Linked DNA regions of Mus musculus: region 2 is linked to region 1. Evidence: chromatin loops called from intact Hi-C (ENCODE). Cell type or tissue: heart. All regions are shown on one strand.

Region 1 (8,000 bases):
GCCCTACAGGCTTGCCTGCTGCCCTAGCTAATGGAGACATATGTATTGAGGTTCCCTCAGCTGGATCTCTTGAGTTCAAGACCAGCCTGGTCTACAGAGCAAGTTCTGGGACAGCCAGGGCTACCCAGAGAAACCCTGTCTCAGAAAAGAAAAAAAAGAAAAAGGTGGGGGTGGGGTGACTAGCTTGTATAAAACTAGCCAGCACAGCAGGGAAGCTGTGTGAATAGTGACAGCCAGGTTCAGAACCTCATTCTGCGCAGTGACATGGGTTTGTCAAGCCTGGGCGGTGTTGAGCCACTTAAAGGGTTGCTGTGATGGTCTGGAGTGGCCTTGGTTGTGACTTAGGACATACGGGTCCGTTGTGGCTACCATAGAGATGGGTGGCCAGGCACATCAAGCCACCCAGTCTCTGCCCCGCTCTCGGCCCACAGGCTCTGTGAACAGTAACTGGATCGTGGGCGCCACGCTGGAGAAGAAGCTTCCGCCCTTGCCCCTGACACTGTCCCTCTGCGCCTTCCTGAACCACCGCAAGAATAAGTTCCTGTGTGGCTTCGGCCTCACCATCGGCTGAGCCCTCCTGTCCTTCCTCTGCAGACCATCGCTGGGCCGGCTGCCCTCCCCTCCTCTCCCTCTCTCTTGGGGTTGGGGCAGTGGGAAGGAGGGGACCTCCCATGCCCAAGGATCCCCAGCGCCAGGGGACAGTGCCCAGGGGGCCTGGGGTCCCGGAGGGAGTCCTGGGATCTGAAGGGCATTCGATTGTGAGCGCCCAGGCAGAGGCGCAGAGGCGGCTGTACACAGGCTCAGAAAGGAAAGACTTGATGTCCTCCTGAGGGCAGCAGAGGAGCGCCGAGCCGCCTGTCACTTCCCCCTCCACCCCTCCATAGAAATCATGTTTATAAGTTATGGAAAACCGGGACATTTTACAGAAAAAAAAAAACTTAAAAAACAAAAAATATACGTGGAAAAAAAAATAGGATCTGGGAGGCCTCGGTTTTCTCCAGTTGTTGACATGGTTGCCAGCAGGCGGCGCCGAGGGTTCAGAAAGCACAGCAGCACCAAGCAGTTTAGAGAAAGCTTGGCCAGGCATGGTCACACCCTCTGCTCTTGGGGACTTACACTGCCGGAACATCAGAGGCCTGGCCTCACCAGGAGGGTGGCTCCAGGTCACTCGCCTCTGTGCAGTCTGGCCCCGAGAGCTGGCAGAGGACTTTGTCTCTGTAAACAGGGTGGGGGCAGGGAGACGGGGCTCAGGAGCCTCCCTGTCCCAAAACGGGCTGAGGTGGTAGCTTGTGCTGACTTTCTCCCAGTGGGAAGGTCAGAGGTCTCAGAAACTTCAGGAAGAAACGGAGTTCCTGGAAGTTCAGCACAATAAGGAAAGTTACTCTGGGAGGAACGGGCCCTAGCACCTTCCCAGGCTGAAACAGGAAATGTCAAGTTGTTTTGTTTTTTAAATTTTGTTGAAGATGTAGCTCTGGGCCTCACGTGTCAGGCAGGTGCTGCTGGGTTCCCTATAGTGCTTTTCCGTGAGGCCTGCTCTGGGGTGTGCGATAAGGGCCTCAGATTGGGCTCTGCATCTCACTGCTGCACCTCATGGCATCCCAAGGGAAGCAAAGACTCACGATGAACTGGTCAGTGTCCTAGACCGCAGCACTAAGACCCTCTCTACTGCCTGGGCTGGAGATGGGAGCTGGCCCTTAGCAACCCATGAAAATCATCTCACCACACCCAGTCCTTGCCAGTGTTTTCTGAAGCCAAAGCTAACAGGCCTGGGCCTGGCCAGGCACCCTGTACGTACCCTTGGAGCCAGGTGTTCCGCCTCTGCCCATCCTGCAGAATCATGTTTTGCCGTGTCTGGTGCCAAACACTGCTATGTGGCTTCTCTCCTGCCATCAACAGCTGGGAACAGGGAACCTTGTGCAGGCAGTGCTTCTAGCAAGCTTGCTGTGGTCTCTGAGCCCCTTGTCCTACCTGACTTCCCAGGTACAATGGCTTTCCCACTTTTTGGGGGTTTTGTTGTTGTTGGGTTTTTTTTTGTTTTTCAAGACAGGGTTTCTCTGTGTAGTCCTGTCGGTCCTGGAACTCACTTTGTAGACCAGGCTGGCCTCCAACTCAGAAATTCACCTGCCTCTGCCTCCAAGTGCTGGGATTATGGGATTAAAGGCATGTGCCACCACGCCCAGCTGGCTTTTCCACTTTTTAGCCAGGACTTCATTCTATTACCTGAGCTCGGGATCTTCCTGCCTCAGCTTTGCATATGGCTAGCACTATAGACCCATGTTCCAGTGAATGACTTATGGCTTGTCTTTTTTTTTTTTTTTTTTTTTTTTTATGTGCATTAGTGTTTTGCCTGCATGTATGCCTTCGTGAGGGTAGCAGATCTTGGTGTTACAGTTGTGAGCTGCTGTGTGGGTGCTGCGATTTTGAACCTAGGTCCTGTGAAATGCAGTCAGTGCTCCTAACCTCTGAGTCATCTCTCCAGCTCCTGCTCTTCTGCTTTTATGAGGAAAAAGAAAAGAGAAGTGGCTTGAGAGTGGAAAATGCACATGCAGGGGTGCACACCTGCAGTCCCAGCATGCTACAGCAGAGGCAGAAGGACCTTTGTGGGTTAGAGGGCAGCCTGAGAATCTTATCTCAAAACAACTTTTTAAAATGTGCTCTGTAGGGGTAGCTCTTCCCTCCCAAGGTGACACATCTGGCAATCGCCAGAAACAGATCAGGAGCATCAACGCTTGGTTTCCCAGGGCTTGGCTTAATGTATGGCTTCAAACCCATCGGGAGCCACCACTGAACAGCTCCTGAAGGAACTGGAGCACGTCCCAGCCTTGGAATGGAAAGAGTTCACCTGTGGTGGAGGAATCAACAACGAGGGATCCCAGAACAACGATCTTCACCCCAGAAGCTGAGCCTCTTAGCCCCCACCCACCCATTTCCATTTAGGCTGCCAGCTCTTTTCTTTACAATGCACCAGACCCCGCGGGGAAAGGGAAGGAGCGGTTCTCAGTGCCCCAGTACCAAGGCCTGGATTATTCAATGAGGTGTCCGCTCCCTTTGTTGGCGGGGGAGGGGAGCGGGGGGTCACAAGGCATCCAAACTCCACCTCTTTCCTCTGCCCTGCTGTGAAGGGGGAGAGAACAACCCGCCTCGTGACAGGGGGCTGGCACAGCCCGCCCTAGCCCTGAGGAGGGGGCGGGACAGGGGGAGTCCTATAATTGGACCGGTCTGGGATCCGATCCCCTGCTCAGACCCTGGAGGCTAAGGACTTGTTTCGGAAGGAGCTGGTAAGACAAGCTGGGCTGGGGATTCACCCAGGGACCTTGGTAGGATGTGGGCTGGGAACCTTGAGATCCCCCGGAGTCCAGGAAACAGGCACAAGAATTGGAAAAGCAGGCAGCACGATAGAAGTCTTGGGGGACAAACTAAGGACTCGAGGTAACTAGCCTTTGCCAGAGTCAGAGCAGGTGGAGGGGTTACCTCCAGGAAGGAGTACGGGACTGTCGGTGCACGGCGTACCGGCTCAACTAGGAACCATCCTATGGCGAAAAAACTCGGGATGAGCCTTAGGCTGCTTTTATATAAATACCTACTGATTTCCATCACAGTCCCCAAGTAACCCGGACTGGTTTCAAACTGTGGCTCCTCATGGCTGAGCTCCCTAAGTTCTGTAGTTGTGGGAGGGTACCACTTCGCAGGGATGGAGGACGATTAAAAATCGTGTTAAATTAACACAAAATGGAAAGCAGGACTTAGCCGGGAAGAAAGAGGAATGTAAGCTGGACCACCCGCTGGCCCTCTGTGAAGTGGAATTTGAACCCTAGGAGAGGGAGCTGGAATTTTTGGCAGCGGATCCACCCCGGGGTGCCGAGATAGCGAACTCGGCAAGGGGAGGTAAACAGACCTTTGGGAAGAGCGGGTGCTCTGTTTTGGAGATGTTTGTGATGGCTCACAGATCTGAGAAGGGAAGATGGGGTTCTCTGGGTGGCCGGAGTCCCTCCACCCCCGCCCCCTGGTGTTCAAAGACAATTTTTCCCTCCGCAGACTGGCCAATCACAATTGCGAAGATGAAGGCTCTGTGGGCCGTGCTGTTGGTCACATTGCTGACAGGTATGGAGCAAGGACTTGCTGTGGTGCCGCTTTTTCTGCTCCTCTGTGGACTCTATTCTAGCCCTAGATCTCTTCTGCTGGTGGGTTGAGGCTGAGGCGGTTCTGAGACCTCTCTGAGATTCAATAGCCCTGAGCAGCTGTTTTATATACTCTTTAGGCCTTGATTTCCCCTAACTATAAGAGGATTGATGGCTTAGTGGGTAAAGGTGCTTATCATAAAGCTTGAAGACTTAACTCTGAGACCAACATAGTGGAAGGAGAGAGCCAATTCCCTCTAGAACTCTGACCTCCAAGGGTACACACACACACACACACACACACACACACACACACAATAAAAAGTTGATTTCTTAGTTGCTCTTAAAAGTGGGGTATACATTTTCTAATTCCACACCTGCCTAGTCTCGGCTCTGAACTACATAGGATACAAGACAGTGCATGCTTGTAGTATCTAAACAGACTCCACAGCCTCCAGACCCACTTCAAAGAGACCCAAAAAGACTGTAGGTCCTGACCCAGCCTTAAACTTACTCTACACAGGATGCCTAGCCGAGGGAGAGCCGGAGGTGACAGATCAGCTCGAGTGGCAAAGCAACCAACCCTGGGAGCAGGCCCTGAACCGCTTCTGGGATTACCTGCGCTGGGTGCAGACGCTGTCTGACCAGGTCCAGGAAGAGCTGCAGAGCTCCCAAGTCACACAAGAACTGACGTGAGTGTCCAGCTCTTTCACCCTCGGCAGGCACCAGCTGATCCAGGGTTGCCTCCTATCTGGGTCCCCAGCCCCTTCTTGTTTCCTTTCTCAATTAGTGTGTAGCCCAGGTTGGCCTTGAATCCTCCTGCCTTCTTTAGCCTTCTGGATGCTGGGAGGAACAGACATTTATTACTTGCTTGGTCGATTGGCTTTTGGCTTCTTGAGACAGGATCCCATTCTGTAACTCAAGCTGGCTTCGAAGGCTCTGCAATTCTTATGCCGCAGCTTCTCAACTTCTGGGAACACAAGCGAGTACCATCACCTCTTGCTCTGTGGTTTCTGGCCCTTCTGTCCTGCCTTCATCTCCTTCCTGTGTTTCCTCTGGGCCTGCAGGGCACTGATGGAGGACACTATGACGGAAGTAAAGGCTTACAAAAAGGAGCTGGAGGAACAGCTGGGTCCAGTGGCGGAGGAGACACGGGCCAGGCTGGGCAAAGAGGTGCAGGCGGCACAGGCCCGACTCGGAGCCGACATGGAGGATCTACGCAACCGACTCGGGCAGTACCGCAACGAGGTGCACACCATGCTGGGCCAGAGCACAGAGGAGATACGGGCGCGGCTCTCCACACACCTGCGCAAGATGCGCAAGCGCTTGATGCGGGATGCCGAGGATCTGCAGAAGCGCCTAGCTGTGTACAAGGCAGGGGCACGCGAGGGCGCCGAGCGCGGTGTGAGTGCCATCCGTGAGCGCCTGGGGCCTCTGGTGGAGCAAGGTCGCCAGCGCACTGCCAACCTAGGCGCTGGGGCCGCCCAGCCTCTGCGCGATCGCGCCCAGGCTTTTGGTGACCGCATCCGAGGGCGGCTGGAGGAAGTGGGCAACCAGGCCCGTGACCGCCTAGAGGAGGTGCGTGAGCACATGGAGGAGGTGCGCTCCAAGATGGAGGAACAGACCCAGCAAATACGCCTGCAGGCGGAGATCTTCCAGGCCCGCCTCAAGGGCTGGTTCGAGCCAATAGTGGAAGACATGCATCGCCAGTGGGCAAACCTGATGGAGAAGATACAGGCCTCTGTGGCTACCAACCCCATCATCACCCCAGTGGCCCAGGAGAATCAATGAGTATCCTTCTCCTGTCCTGCAACAACATCCATATCCAGCCAGGTGGCCCTGTCTCAAGCACCTCTCTGGCCCTCTGGTGGCCCTTGCTTAATAAAGATTCTCCGAGCACATTCTGAGTCTCTGTGAGTGATTCCAATCAGCTTCAGCCTCAGTTTATTGTTTTTTGCCTTACCTAGCACACATTCCATGGCCCTGTCACTATCTGTAGAGGGAGGTGGTTTTGCAGCAATAGAAATGAAGCCTAGGACCTAGCAACATAAAAGAACAAGTGATCTACCACTGAGCCACGCCCACAGCCCCTCACTGGGGGATTCTAGGCAGGGGCTCTACCACTGAGCCACCCGCAGCCCCTCACTGGGGAATCATATCTACCACTGAGTCACGCCCCTCCAGCCCCTCACTACGGGAATTCTAGTCAGTAGCTCTACCACTGAGCCACACCCACAGCCTCTGGGGCTCTTCACCGCCCCCTACCCCTGGATTCTAGGCATGGGCTCATTTTATTTATTTATTTATTTAAGATTTGTTTATCTTATGTATAAGGTACACTGCAGCTGTCTTCAGGCGTCAGGTCCCATTACAGATGGTTGTGAGCCACCATGTGGTTGCTGGGAATTGAACTCAGGACTTATAGAAGAGTAGTCAGTGCTCTTAACTGCTGAGCCATCTCTCCAGCACCCAGTACAGGCTCTTCTATTTAGCTATATCCACCCTTCTTTTTAGTCTGAAATAGGATCTCAACTGATTTTCCTTGCACTCCCTCTAGCCTAGTTTGGTCTTGAATATTTGAATCTTTGTTTTCAAATCAATCTCTACAGGAACTGAGAAAGGCATGTACCACTTCATGTGGGTCAGTTGGGCTACTTTTCCCAACTTCCCAAGCACCCACTGCACAGCTATGCCTTGAATCAATCAACATGTAAGAGACCAGGGTCGCCAGGCGGTGTTTACTTTTCTGGTTGTCTTATCTCTCCTCCTCCGCTCTAGTCTTATCTGACACCCTCTCCTTGCCTTGTCTCTCCTCTTTTTCCCTTCTAGGCTTCCTTTTCTGGCTTCCTGTTTTCCTGATCCTCTGTTATCTCACCCTCCCGCGGTTTCTTTTGCTCTGGGCCTTTGGTTGGCGGTTTCTACGGTTTCTACGTGGCTTTTGGAACCTCAGCCTTTCTCCCTTGCTCTGAAGTTAGCTGGATCTTTGCTCCCTCTGGGTCATGGGGCCTTAGCCCCATTCTTTCTCCCCTGCCTGTGCTGCATGCCTTTTGACTTTCCCAGCAAGTGTATGGAGAGTGAGTTCAGGCTGGGGACACAAAACCATTCTCCCCATGTCCTGGTACTCAAAGGGGTCATGGTGGAAGCTGGAGAGCCCCTGGCTGGCTTCTCCTCCCACCCCCTCAGTTCTCAGGGACTCAGCAGGGCTCCCACTAACAGGGGCAGGCTAGGGCTTGAGCTGTGTCTTGGGTCGGGCCAAGGCTTCAGAACTCAACTGCCTCTGGCACACCCCGAGCCTGCAGCTTTTCCTGGCATCAAACTCAGCATTATCTGGAGGCAGGCACCACTCCCACACATGACTCATTAGGCCCAATGAGAAGATGGGTCGGTGGGCTAGTGACAGGGCCCTAGACAGCCACACTTCATGCCCAGGGGCTAGGAGCACACCCCCAGAGCCTCACTACTCTCAAATATCAAGATGAGGGGAGAGTATAGAGGGAATGTCTCCCTCTGAAGACCTGAATTATTGTGATGTTATTTGAGCCACGCTGGCCTTGAACTCTGAACCCTCCTGCCTCATCTTCAAAGGCTGGAATTACAGGTTCGCGCCACTAGGCCTATCTGAGAACTTAGTTAATTCTACAGAAGAGAGTTTGTTTTCACTGGTTTGAAACGAGGCCTCGTGTACCCAGAGCTACTCTTTTGCCAACTCACTGTAGAGCCAAGGATGACCTTGAACTCTGGTCTTCCTGGCTCCGAGTCCTCGGTACTGGGTAGACAATGTGTGATCCTAACCCCCAGTTTTATGTGGTGCTATACAGATGGCATCCAGGGTTTCCTGCATGCTGGACAGGTCATCAACCAACCGAGCCACATCCTCCTCAT
Region 2 (8,000 bases), 73 kb after region 1:
TGACGTGACGTCACGGAGGGGTACGAGCCAATGGGTGCGCAGGCCGGCGGCGCCGGGGAATTCCGCCGCCCCGCCCCCGCCCGCCGCCCGCTCGGCCCGGCGCCCCCCGCAGCCCCGGGCGCCGTGCGTCCAGCCCGGCCTTCGGCCCTAGCCTTGCACCGCTTGCCCGGCCGGTGATCGTCCCAGCCGACCGGGCTGTCCGACTGCCCGGCTTGCCCTCGTGTGCGCTCGCCCTGAGCTGGCCTTCGGGCTGTCGGTCCCTACGGGCCGGGCCATGCCGAGTCGCCGCGCTGCCAGAGAGTCCGCGCCCGAGCTAGGGGCCTTGGGTAAGCAGAGTGGAACCTCTGGGGCGGGGCTCGGGCTCGGGGAGTTCGGGGCGCTCGGAGTCATCTGCGGGTTTCCGCAGGATTCGCGCTTCGGTGCGGAGAGTACAAGGGTGGCGGGGACACTGCGCGAGGGATAAGGCAGAAGGTAGAGGATGGTGAAGGGTCTTGCCGGGGAGATACAGGCTAGGCGTCCCGCTAAGGAGTGAGAAGGGGGCGGGGCCTGAGCCTGAGGCAAAGAAGGGGGCGGGCCGGGCGGCGGTCGAGAGGAGGGGCGGGGCATAACTCTGAAGGGGAGGAGCCATACACACAGGGGCGGGGCAAACTCAGAGGAGGCTTCTGGTTTACAGAGTGGGTGAGGCTGCTCTTAGGAGTAAGGGGCGGAGCCTAATTCGAGGAAGTGGCTTTATTCTCTCCAAACAAGGGGGACCCTTCTCCCGCAAGGCTTAGGCCTTTAGAGGCAAAGAAAGAGGCGGGGCCCAGCTTCAAGATTTAAGGAGGAGCGGTGCCTGACCTCGAGGAGGAGGATCCAGGACTGTGCTTGACAGGAAATAGGGGCGGGGTCAGGCTCCAAGAGCAAGAAGAGGTGTGTGGCTCAGTGAGTGGGCGGGACTTACCCTTGGGTTGGGGTGGGGGAAAGTGGGGCGTAGTGGCAGGTCTAGGGAAAGGGCAGGGCCTGTTTAGAAAACGAAGGGCGGGGCCTGACGATGGGATTGAAAAGGGGCGGGGCCTGCAGCGAGATGGGGGAGAGGAAAGTTCTCCAGTGACGAAGTATTGGGGCTCGGATTTCGCCCTGAGGGAAGAACGGAGACGGGGGTTTTCCTGAGGCATCAGGAGTCCTCCAAGTCCCACCTTAATGGGGAAAGTAGCGGATATTGAGTGATGATTGGCGGAGTCAAAGGCAGAAACGAAAAGCCAGAACTTTTTTCAAGAGTTAGAGAAGAGCCGGTTGTGGTGGCGCACTTGGGAGGCAGAGGCAGGCGGATTTCTGAGTTCGAGGCCAGCCTGGTCTACAAAGTGAGTTCCAGGACAGCTCAGGGCTATACAGAAAAACACTGTCTCGAAAAACCAAGAAAAAAAAAAAGGAGTTAGAGAAGGCTGGCCTGCACCTGAGCTCGGTAAGGAGGAGGGACTTTATTCAAGGGACCAAGCCAGAGAGAGGAGCAGGCTCATCAGAGTCTCTGGTCCTGCATTGTTTGTTAATCCAGGTCTCCATCTCACAGGTTCCAGTGACCTCTCTTCCCTGTCACTAACGGTCTCCAGGACCACAGGTGAGCAACCCCCACAGCCCCTGCCCACCTGCTTGTAGGAAATGGGATTGGAGGAGCCCCCGTGGAGAGGGAATGAGTGTACCCACTTTGCAAGCTTTGTCTGTTGGTACTCTGTCTGTACTCCACCCCCACATTTCTCTGGCAATAGCCAGGTAGTCCTGGCTCACTATAAAAGGGGCTGATGCATCCCCTCCATCTTGCTCCCTTGCTCCCCTCTCTCCCCATTCCCTTTCCCCTTCTCTCCACGTGGTCATGGCTGGCCTCTACTTCTCTACTTCTCTCTGCCTTTCTCTGCTTCTACTACTCTCTTTTTTGTTTGTTTTGTTTTTCGAGACAGGGTTTCTCTGTGTAGCCCTGGCTGTCCTGGAACTCACTTTGTAGACCAGGCTGGCCTCAAACTCAGAAATCCGCCTGCCTCTGTCTCCCAAGTGCTGGGGTTAAAGGCGAGCGCCACCACGCCCGGCTTCTACTACTCTCTTAACTCCCCTCCCCATGCCCTAAATAAACTCTGTTCTATACTATACCGACCTTCAACCTTCGAGTGGCTGGTCCCTCAGGGAAGGGATGCCTTGGCATGGGCCCACGGAGGCACCCCCTTCCCCCATACCTCACCACACACCTTAAAACATATATTAGTACCCCTTTTTCATTTTATAATCACAGCGTTGTCTCTCCCTGTTTTATTCCTTACGTGCCCATATTGTCAAGACTGTTAGAAGCTTGTATAGTTCTATTTGCTGACCCCCTAAGTAAAGGCTCTTTTAGATGTTCTCCATCATCCATTATTTTGGGCCTTGGAACTGAATTTCAGACATGATGTTACCACCCCCTCACGTGATTTCCCTAAAACTACCTCAGTTTTATTCATCTGTTTCATACCCATTTGTTCCTTTTTGGAGATAGAGAAAGTTAAATGAGTTGATGCTTACAAATTCATAGCCTTCCAGTTCATAGTAGCTGTTAGTGGCATAGTCATGATAATAAGAGTAATAATAGCAGTTAGTTAGACTATCATAGTTCTCAGACCATGTCCATTTAAATTATCTAGACCCTTGGTGAAGCAGGGAGAGGGAGCAGGCAGTGATGGTCTATTCCTTTATACTCAGGCAGATCTCTGTGAGGCCAGCCTGGTCTACATAGTGAGGCAGGCAGATCTCAGTGAGGTCAGCCAGGGCTACATAGTGAGTTCCAGGACAGCCAGGTCTACAGGAAGAGACCCTGCCTCAACAACAACAACTATTGCCAGTAAAAGCAGTACATGCCTATACTGTTCTGTAATGTTCCCAGCACAGGGGAAGCTGAAGCAGGGGGATGGGCACAAATTTGAGGCTGATAGTGGGACCTTGTATTAAAACACAAAACAAAGACAGACAACCCACAAACAAGATGGATAGAAGATGTAGCTCGGTTGAGAGTTTACCTAGCATGTGCAAGGCCCTGTGTTGGACCCAGCATTCTATAAAATGGGGCCTATTGGTTCCCACCTGTGATTCCAGTGCCTAGGGGGTGAGAACTGGAAGATAGGGAGTTCAAGGCCATCCTCAGCTACTTGTCTTGTTCAAGGCCTCTCTGAGGGTCTTAGTTGTTTTTCTATTGCTGGGACAAACCACCACGACCAAGACAAAGGATTTATTGAGACTTACAGTTTTGGAGGGTGAGCCTATGACCGTGTTAGTAGGGAGACTAGCTTGAGGCAGGCAGGCATAGGCTGCAGTACTATCTGAGAGCTCACCTTCTGATCCCTAAGCTTAAGTCAGAGAGCCACAGAGAGAAAGAGAGGGAGAAACAGAGGGAGAGATGGAGGGAGGGAGAGGAGACTAGGAATGGTGGGAACTTTTGAATCCTCCAAGTCCATGCCTGGTGACACACCTTCTCTAACAAGGCCACACTTATTAACTCTTTACAAAATGTTTCACCAACTGGAGATCAGGTATTCAAACATGAGTCTTCGGGAGCCATTCTTATTCAAAATACCATACTGGGTGTCTCAGTCAGGGTTTCTATTCCTGCACAAACATCATGACCAAGAAGCAAGTTGGGGAGGAAAGGGTTTATTCAACTTACACTTTCCACATTGCTGTTGATCATGAAAGGAAGTCAGGACTGGAACTCAAGCAGGTCAGGAAGCAGGAGCTAATGCAGAAGCCATGGAGGGATGTTCCTTACTGGCTTGCTTCCCCTGGCTTGCTCAGCCTGCTCTCTTATAGAACCAAGACTACCAGCCCAGATGGTCCCACCCACAAGGGGCCTTTCCCACTTGATCACTAGTTGAGAAAATGCCTTACAACTGGATCTCATGGAGGCATTTCCTCAACTGAAGCTCCTTTCTCTGTGATAACTCCAGCTGTGTCAAGTTGACACAAAACCAGCCAGTACACTGGGTAACATAAGAGATTGTGTCTCAAAGTGAACTAAATAAACAAAAAACCCTCAAGGGCTGGTGGTGTTGCCCAGTGGTAAAACATTTATTTAAAAGTTCAAGTCCCTGGGTTCTACCCTGTCTTAGTTAGGGTATTTATTGCTGTGAAGAGACACCATGATCATGATAACTTTTTTTTTAAGATTGATTGATTGATTGATTGATTTATTATATGTAAATATACTGTAGCTGTTTTCAGACACCCCAGAATAGGGCATCAGATCTCATTACAGATGGTTGTGAGCCACCATGTGGTTGAACTCAGGACCTTTGGAAGAGAAGTAAGTGCTCTTAACCGCTGAGCCATCTCTCCAGACCCAACCATGACAACTTTTATAAACAAATTTAATTGTGGCTGCTTGACTTTTCTCCCTTCCAAGCATGGTGAAGGGACCCAGGAGTCCCGCCTTTTCTTTCTGCCCAGTAATTGGCTCCTGGCATTTTTATTGATAGATCAAGAACCAATTGGGAAACAGGACTTTAGCATCACAACCTTTATTACATGCCCAGAGTCCCCATATTTGGGGATGCTGAGGCAGGAAGATCTCGACTTTGAAGTCATCCTGTTTATATAGTGAGATTCTACCTCAAACAAACAAAACAAATCAAAAAAAGAAAGAAAAAGAAAGAAAGAAAAGAAACATAACTTATCTCCTGAGAGTTCAAGGACAGAGGCAGCTGGATCTTATCAGTGTGAGAGCTCTGTAGCTTCAGTGGTTGGCTAGGCCTAGACTTCTCCCAGGGTGGATACCAGAAGGCCTGTTGCAGGTATAGAAAATGGGAGTTTCAGAGGTGTAGAAAGGTAGGGCTGGCTTTGGAGACCGGAGTGACACAAATGCTGGTTCAGGACAGGAGCGAGCTGAGGCTTGTATAGTCCGAATCACAGCATTGAGGTCCCCAACAAGTTGATCCTGATAGCATCTGTTAGGTTATTATTTATTGAGTACAAATTCTACATCTGACTCAGTGCTGGTCATTGCTGGGGACACAGCAGTGACCAAGATAGTCCCAGCCCCGTGCTTACAGGGCTCCTACCCAGACAAGGAAGCAAGTCTATAAACAAAGGTGCGATTATAAAAGGCAGTGATGGCTGTGAAGAGTTCTTGGGGGAGGTCAGTGACATTCAAAAGTAGGGTGGAGACAGGTTGATGGAACAGGGCAGGTGGAAGGACAAATTCCTTCCTTCTGATGTGCCAGACACAAGCTGAACTCTGGGTAAAGTGAGAATGTGGCAGGCATGGTCCCCACTATTCAGTTCTCAAGCTCAGTGTGTCTTAGTGAGACATATGACAGGCAAGTTGGGATCTTCTGGACCCCGCCCGCATGCACAGCCTGGAAGCCATGTTTCCTGGAAGCCTGGGAGACCACAGTCCTCCATACACAACATCCTGAGAGCTAGGATGGCAAAGGGGTGCCTCACACCCAGCTCCCAGGAGTCTGTTGAGGAGCCCCAAGTAGAATTTCCTGAGTTTAGGTTTAGTCTGGCTTAGGCTGCCCTGAAGCTCACTGTGTAGCCCAGGTTGGCCTGGAACTAGTGGCAGTCCTCCTGCCTCATCATCTTAGTGCTGGGATTACAGTCGCATGCCACAATACCTGGAAATTCAAGTTTGTCTCTGCATCTCTGGATTCATCCAGCATGGCTATCTAAGAAGGGTTTTCCAAAACAAAGTATTTTGAGGTTGGTCTTGTCAGGTCCCCTCTGGTCTCAAAGCCCTAGCATTCCCCATCTCTCTGGAAGGGAACTTGGCATTTACTGATCTCATGGAGATAAGGATATGTGAAAGCTGCCTTCTAAGGGGCAAAGTTCTGGCTGCCAGGAGCCACTCCCGGGAGTGTGGAGAAAGGAAGGGCAGGAGGCAATGGAGGAGGAGGGATCTGGCAGATACTGGGGTAGTGTGTGCTCAGTCCCCAGCCAGTAGCTTTCATAATAACAGTTGGGTGACCCTCCCTGCTGAGTGACTTCTGGACCCATTTGCTTCCTCTGGCTTCCTCTAGTCCTGTCTGGGGAATGATGGGAGGTTGGTTTCCACTACTTCATTGTTGATATTTACTAGGGAAGTGATGCGGTCTCACTAGGTATGTAGCATGGCTGCTGCCCTTTCCTTCCCATCCATCCCCTCTGCAAAGTAGGGGTGAGCCTGAGATTTTGGGAGCTAGGCTAGGGTGCAGAGTGGACAGCACCCAGGGTTTGATCCGTTTCTTCGGGCCCAGGGTGGACTTTCAGGATGGAACCTGTACAGAATTTATTTAGAATTGCTCATGTCTGTCAGCTACACATATACACACCCCAAATCCACTCACAGCTCCCCCTCCCCCCTGTTCCACAAGTTCCTGGCAACACTATCATCCTGGTCTGAGGGTTTTAGTGGATGGCAGGTGTTGGGGGATGCTCTTGAGTTCTTTTGGGCCCCCAGCATTAAGAACTGAAGGGAGAGCCCGGGAAGGGATTAAGAAGATTGGGGATGGAAGCCCCAGGAAGTCTGCCTTGGGGACAGGGTGGGGGAATCTGTGTTAGATATCATGTCTGATGGTGTCTGACCTTCACCTTTCTTTTCTCTTCCTTCCACAGATGAATTGGGTGAGTATCAGAAGGCAGGTGTTTGGGAGGATGAGGGTCCCAGCGTTGGTAAAGCTGGGACACACCTTGTTTGATGGGAGCGGGCTCTGGTGTGGTTTGAGGGGATCTGAGCAAGGGATGCTTCGGAGCTCCAGCACACTCAGCAGCCATCTGTATTTCTGTCCTCTGTGGCCGGTGCTCACTCATGGGTGGCAGGGGTCTTTCTTGTACTAGGCCCAGTGCCAGGCACCAAGAATCCAGCTTTGACCAAAACTAAATCACTACCATGGAGGAGGAGCTAACAGTGTGGACTGTGGAGTCAGAAGAGAACAGAGACTGAGCAGGAGAAAGGGAGGGTAGGATGAGGCTTGGCAGATGGAAGTGCCTGGGAAGACATAGTGCCGCCAGGCGTGCCCAGATCTCATGCCTGGACCTCTGCACTCACAGGTAGAGGCAGGAAGATCAGATCCCGCGCCTGAAACTCCACACTCACAGTTGGAGGCGGGAAGATCAAAGAGAATTTGAGCCAAGGGAGTGGGGTGGGGTGGGGTGGGGTGGCGCATACATTTGATCCCAGCACCAAGGCCACACAGGCAGGCAGATCTCTGAGTTTAAGGCCAACCTGGCCTACAGAGCAAGTGTAACTCTGTCTCAAAAAACAAACAAACAAACAAACCAATCAAGGAGGAAGGAGGAGGAGGAAGAGGAGGAGGAGGAAGAGAAGAAGAAGAAGAAGAAGAAGAAGAAGAAGAAGAAGAAGAAGAAGAAGAAGAAGAAGAAGAAGAAGAAGAAGACAATGAGAGAGAGGCAGAATTTGAGTGCAGTCTGAGCTACATAGTGTACATAGTGAGTTTTAGGCTAGCCTGGGCTACAAAGTAAAAAAAGAGAGAGATAAAGGGACAGGAAGAAAAAGGGAGCAAGGTAAAGAGGTGTGGCTTTCACAGAAGGGGGCAGCAGCATGAGGTGCCTAATGGGTTGAATGGAGGGAAAGCTGGGAACCAGGAGAGAGGAAGAACAAGTTCACAGCCCTGAAGGTCACCAAGCTAGGTGGGTACAAGAAATAAGGGGTGCAGCTGGGTTTTTTGTTTTTCTGAGAGAATGGACTTTAAGGAGGGTTTTGTTTATTTTTGAGACGGTTCCAAGTAGCCCAGGTTGAAGTTGGGCGGTGGTGGCGCACGCCTTTGATCCCAGCACTTGGGAGGCAGAGGCAGGCAGATATCTGTGAGTTTGAGGCCAATCTGGTCTACAGAGTGAGTTCCAGACAGCTATGGCTACAATAGAAAAACCCTGACTTGAAAAATCAAGAAAAAAAAAAGTAGCTCAGGCTGGCCTTAAAATAACCATCTAGCTGAGGATGCTCTTAAATGCTTGCTCCTCATCTCTCTACTTCCCTGGGGCTGGGATTGGATGTGGTGCTGACCTGGAACCCA

The links. Hi-C counts contacts between places; a loop is a spot of excess contacts. Peaks named below come from ENCODE experiments on the same cell type or tissue, not always from the same donor. Only the 100,000 strongest peaks of a DNase experiment are listed, where the experiment ranks them.
Region 2: it touches region 1 in a loop (4-fold over the local background); 1 of 42 quality-filtered maps calls a loop at or near these places.

The regions. Positions count from the first base shown.
Region 1 is chr7:19,694,289-19,702,288 of GRCm38, reverse strand. Apoe (apolipoprotein E) reads left to right here and starts at 3,101. Exons shown (of 4, transcript NM_009696.4): 1 at 3,101-3,278; 2 at 4,036-4,101; 3 at 4,642-4,810; 4 at 5,186-6,045. The coding sequence starts at 4,059. The coding sequence ends at 5,909. Tomm40 (translocase of outer mitochondrial membrane 40) reads left to right here. Exons shown (of 10, transcript NM_016871.2): 10 at 432-976. The coding sequence ends at 571. In heart, CTCF peaks have their summits at 1,016 (motif pointing right) and 3,955 (motif pointing left); DNase peaks (open chromatin) are centred at 708, 1,138, 3,148, 7,398 and 3 weaker places; H3K4me3 peaks cover 4,146 bases; H3K27ac peaks cover 6,986 bases.
Region 2 is chr7:19,621,517-19,629,516 of GRCm38, reverse strand. It overlaps Relb (avian reticuloendotheliosis viral (v-rel) oncogene related B), which reads left to right and starts at 79. Exons shown (of 12, transcript NM_009046.2): 1 at 79-326; 2 at 1,547-1,594; 3 at 6,583-6,591. The coding sequence starts at 275. In heart, no CTCF peak of the experiment used is centred here; DNase peaks (open chromatin) are centred at 856 and 1,576; H3K4me3 peaks cover 1,667 bases; H3K27ac peaks cover 1,667 bases; H3K27me3 peaks cover 958 bases.